Regions from separate parts of the Mus musculus genome. Here region 1 is linked to region 2. A link is a loop called in an ENCODE intact Hi-C map of the cell type or tissue named here. Cell type or tissue: left cerebral cortex. All regions are shown on one strand.

The links. A loop is a pair of places that touch in the nucleus more often than their neighbours do. Peaks named below come from ENCODE experiments on the same cell type or tissue, not always from the same donor. Only the 100,000 strongest peaks of a DNase experiment are listed, where the experiment ranks them.
Region 1: it touches region 2 in a loop (3-fold over the local background); 2 of 42 quality-filtered maps call a loop at or near these places.

Annotation. Positions count from the first base shown.
Region 1 is chr7:49,922,662-49,925,161 of GRCm38, forward strand. The region is part of intron 5 of Slc6a5 (solute carrier family 6 (neurotransmitter transporter, glycine), member 5); the gene reads left to right. Among named protein-coding and RNA genes, the nearest start is that of Slc6a5, 14 kb to the left of the region's middle. In left cerebral cortex, a CTCF peak has its summit at 952 (motif pointing left); DNase peaks (open chromatin) are centred at 297, 583 and 940; H3K4me3 peaks cover 398 bases.
Region 2 is chr7:49,753,818-49,756,317 of GRCm38, forward strand. It overlaps Gm32962 (a long non-coding RNA gene), which reads left to right. Exons shown (of 2, transcript XR_391460.2): 2 at 1,834-2,344. Among named protein-coding and RNA genes, the nearest start is that of Gm32962, 2.2 kb to the left of the region's middle. In left cerebral cortex, a CTCF peak has its summit at 1,113 (motif pointing left); a DNase peak (open chromatin) is centred at 1,121.

The DNA.
Region 1 (2,500 bases), 170 kb after region 2:
GAGAATCCTGACCTATAGAGATACACATTGCTTTAAATCCCTTCTGCTTGGCCCAGCTGTTGGGAATTTAGACAATAGCTTTTCCCATGCCATCTCCAAGATGAATACACCAAGCTAGGCTTCTTTGGGAAATGGACCTGATGCCCCCTCTCCTCCCTTGCAGTGTTCCCCACATGACCCCCAAGGCACCGCCTCAGCCCTGTAACCACTTCGTTTTCAAAGCAAGCCTGGCACTGTCCCAGGAGATGAACGGACGTATAAATGGCTTAACATTGTGACCCTCACACACAGTGGGTGGAGGTGTGTCCACCACCAGTGTTGCTCTGATCATGTTGTCTGATTGTTCATGTCAGCATGCAGATGCCAAGCACTGTGCCCACTCCAGCCCGAGACCAGCCCTGGGGCTGCCTACAGAGAGAGGCAGAACATGCCTAGTCATTTCATCTTCCTTCCCGTTTTTATTAAGGCAAGGCCTTGTTCTGTAGTTCAGATGGCAATCCTCTAGTCTCAGCTTCCTGCGTCTCTAGGTACAGCTTGTAGGACAGGCTACTGCCCAGGCTGACTCAGCCCTCCAAGGATCTGCAATGGAGGACAGTTTGTCCCTACCCTGCGGAATGAGTTCAGCCACTGTTTTGTTCAAACAGGGCCTTAGCTGGGTCAGCTCAAATTGGAACAGTATAAACACCATTTCTATTTCTGGAATGGCTTAATTTTCATTAGAACTTTAATTAAATGATCCCTTTTCTCCCCGGTCTTTCCTGTGCTTTCATTTATTAATAATTGCCCGAGTAAAGAGAATCCCATTCCAACAGCTTTCCAATTTAGCCGATCATTATCGCTGTTCTTTGTTCGGGGTTGTTGGGCCGCGGAGCTCTGATGAGATGGCCTGTCACTGCTTCTCTGGCGGACAGAAAGGGCAGAGAGCCGAGAAGCACGCTCCTGCCACCTAGTGGTTAGAAGAGACATTGCAGGAGGCTCGAGGCTGCTGGTGGCTCTGCAGCATTGCAGTGGGAACCTGGAACTGGATCTTATGAGGCTACACTGGGTTGGCTGGTCGGTGGTCCTCTGGGCATTCACGGGTCCAGGGAGTCTTTACAAAGGCAATTTTGGAAGCAAGCAGCGATCACTGAGATCTTAGCGGATGGGTTGCTTTTCATCAGGAAAAATCAGAATTAAGCCGTGGTGATTTACGCCAAAAGGATCTGAGTGGAACTTTAATCCCCTGGTTCAGGGGATTAAAAGAAATTAAAAGAAGAAATTAAAAGAAATTAAAAGAAGAAATCTTCCCCAGCAAAGATTTGATAGTCGGGAGTCTGGAATCCTTCTGAAAATGTTTTTGTTGTTGTTGTTTTTATTTTGTTTTGTTTTGGTTTTGTTGTTTTGTTTTTTTAATTAAAGAGCTAATGTTGAAAAGGCAGCTTCTAGGAGACACCTAGAAACAGATTCTCAGCCTGAGATTTAGCAGAGCCAGTTTTTGTTTTTGTTTTTGCTTTTGTTTTTGGTCTGGGGTGGTAAGACTACTAGTGTTTGGTGAGCAGCAGCCAGTGGCTATTACCACATAGGACAGCCTTCTTCCAGCAAAGAATGATTTGGCCCGGGAAGTAATTATTAGTACTCCTCGGAGAGAGTCTGGGGAGCCAATCAGAAGGGGAGGGGTTTTCTACTGTTATTTGAATCTTGCTTGTTTGAGATAAGGTTGGGCTCACGCTCCTGGCAGCCTTCCTGTCTCAGCCTGTCACATGCCGGGATTACAGGTGTACACCACCACACGTGGTCTAATGTGCATCCGAAGACTGAACCGGAGGCTTCGTGCTGCTAGGCAAACACTCTAGCAATGAGCAACATCAGCAGCCCATGTTGTTGGAATCTTCCCTCGGCATTCTGAGATAACTAGGGGTGGGGGTGGGGGAGCAGCCGGCCATTGAGGTAGGTCAGTGTGTTCCTCGGAAGTGATACAGAGTACAGTCTGCCTCGTGGACAGGTAATATGACGAAGATTGAGTTACTGCTAGGATGTATTGAGTATTTTTAAGCCTCTTATCTCACTTACTTTGGACCCTGCAATAGCCCCGTGAACGAGATCCATCCATCCCTAGCAGTTGGAGGTGCTCTCAGGCCTGGTGGAAGCCTGAACCCCCACTCTTGCCCTTGTGGCTGCACTCACAGAGGGTGTGGCTCGGGGCATGGTTTGGGGCGTGGCTTGGAGCGTGGCACAATGCATCTTCACTGCATGCATTTTGTCATGGTGTCTAGAACAATTTTAACTCATTCTCCAAAACTTAGAAAAGGAAGATGGTATGCAGACTCACTTTCTGCATCTGGACCTGAACATCTGGAAAAGGTCATTGCGGATTGGTGGGAACAATCTGTCTGCTGCTGCCGTCATTCCCCATTTGTGCCTTCCTCCTTGGGCCCCTGTGCTGGACTCTCTAGGTGCACGAGCCCATGAGCCCTGCTGTGTACTCCAGAGTGGGGTAGATCAGAGTGAGGACTGCAAAAAG
Region 2 (2,500 bases):
TTTTGATTGATAGGTTATATAATCATTTCCTCTACTGCGCATGTTCTTCCTAATAAGGCATCTGATTTTAATCGTAAGCACCCCCAATTACACATAGGCATAAGATGGTCAATAGAGATGGCTCAGAGGTTAAGAGCACTCTTCCGAAGGCCCTGAGTTCAAATCCCAGCAACCACATGATGGCTCACAACCACCTGTAATGAGATCTGACTCCCTCTTCTGGTATGTCTGAAGATAGCTACAGTGTACATATGAATCTTAGAGAAAAAAAAAAGGTGGTCAGTAGAGATTCTCTCTAAAAGGCAACTAAAGGACACAGTTGACTTATTGTGCATGCATCCAAAGCTAGTTTATGCTGGATTGAACCTTCCACTCTTTATAGGATGAACTGGGAATACATTTGAACAGAAACTGTTTCAATCTTGGTACTAGAGGTCAATAAATGTGTATGTTGTTCATAGGTGAGAACCCCCCCCCCCCCCCGCCACACACACACCTCCTATTTGTAGGTGAGGGCGTGAGGGAGTCCTGTGGTTGCTAGGTGACTTATTTGAATGGGATGTATACATAAAGCCTATGGGTCGGGGCATAACCTACCAGTGCACTATTACAAGAAGGGGGTGGGCTGCAAAACCCGAACCAAATAGAGTCCGAGCCTAAACCTCCTGTGCTTGCCTGACTCAACCATCACATACTTCTTCTAAAGAGTCCAATAGATGAGGGTGTAAGAATTCCAGATTTAAAAAAAAAAAATTAGCAAAGTAGCACTAAGTTTAAAATCTCTGTTACACATGGGTTCAACAGAAAATGTGATTCCGCCTGTCTTTCTGTCCTTGGCGTTTAACATACCACCAGGCACACGGAAAGCAGCTGAGTGACTGCACACATGCGTTAGAGGCCATCCCTTTGCTTTCTGAACCCTCCCACACTGCTTATTTACTTATGAAATACCCGGCTCACACTGAAAGTATATTAGACACTAAATTCACACGCATAATTGTCCCATACGTTAACAACCCAGAGAACCAACTCTAAGTTTTCTTATAAATAATTAGAAGGCATTTTGGACCACCTGGGTATCCGAATGAGCGAGCATTTCGGCCTTCTCTGGCGCCCTCTGGTGCTTGATATCTGCAATTACTTCAGAGCAGCTGAGGCTGGACTGTCTGAATGTGTTTCCTGGGTACAGACAGGTGCATGGGAGCTTACACACAGAGCATGCCCTGGAGAACTGGCGTTTCCTGTCTGAACGCCAGCTATTCAGTGTCATGTCAGAGCTGTGATGGCTCCTGTAGCCATTTTTCCCTGGTCTTTTCCTCATTTGTCTAAATTTCCTTCTGCTCCTTTCTTCCTGTACAACCTGTAAAACGAATTTTGTCTACTGTGTTTCTAAAAAGATCTCTCTCTGTCCCCTCTCTCTCTCCTTCTGTTTTCTTGATCCTCTTCAAAAGCTACAAGTGTTAAATCAGTAATATATAAAGTTCTAAACAGGACTGTGTATTGTTGCATGTTTTTTACTTTTTTTTTTTTAAGTGGAAGACTTGAATCCCAGTTTTCTTCCAGTTACCATGCGCTTCCTTAAGTAGAAGGCTGTTCCTTTCTGGCTACTATGAGGAAATAGATCCCAATGCATTCCCCTCTCATAGTGAAATCCTTCTTTAACTGAGTAGCAAACTCTTTTCAGCATCTTTAAAAGCAGCTGGTCCTGGGCTGGAGAGATGGCTCAGTGGTAAAGAATACAGGATAACCTCGAAGCAGAGCATACCAGACAGCTCACAACCGCCTGTAACTCCAGCTCTGTGAAATCTAATGCCCTCTTTTGTCTTCTTTCAGGCATCCAAGGACACATAGCCTACACAGAGAGACACACAAACATGTTGGAAACAGAAGACGCATAACAACAAACGCTTACTGATCTTGAGCTAGTCAGTCAAGGGCAAGCCCAGGCAGCTTTGTTTTTTAATGTTCATCTGTCATTATTTTCCTAAAGAGATGCCCTGGAGTAGCCAGAACAGAACCCCCACCCCCACCCCCACCCCACTCCCGCTGTGTGCTTCAGCATCCAAGTGTGACGAGATCATTGCTACTGGCCGTTCTCTGATTCTGATGAACACCAGAGTGGATGCTGTATGGACCGCTCTCATGATGATCCAGTTGATCCAGCTCTGCGGCTTAGGTCATTGTCCTCATTCATCCACGGATGGGAAAACCAACGTTAGAGAGGCTATGGATCATCGCCTGGGTGAGGTCTTAGTCACATGGTCAGCTTGAAAGTGATCCTGGGAAAGGCAGACTCAAAATGGGCCTCTGCATGTGCCACAATATAGAGCTCTGACTGAAAGGATAATGGGGAGTTGCTTGGCCTCTAAAGATGAATGATGATACCAAGTGGGTGACGTCTGAAATGGTGCACCCGCCCTGGGAGAGCGATGTGAACACATCCACAGCGAGACTGCTGTGAAATGTTCAAATCCTTGTTTATAACAGGAAAAATAACTGG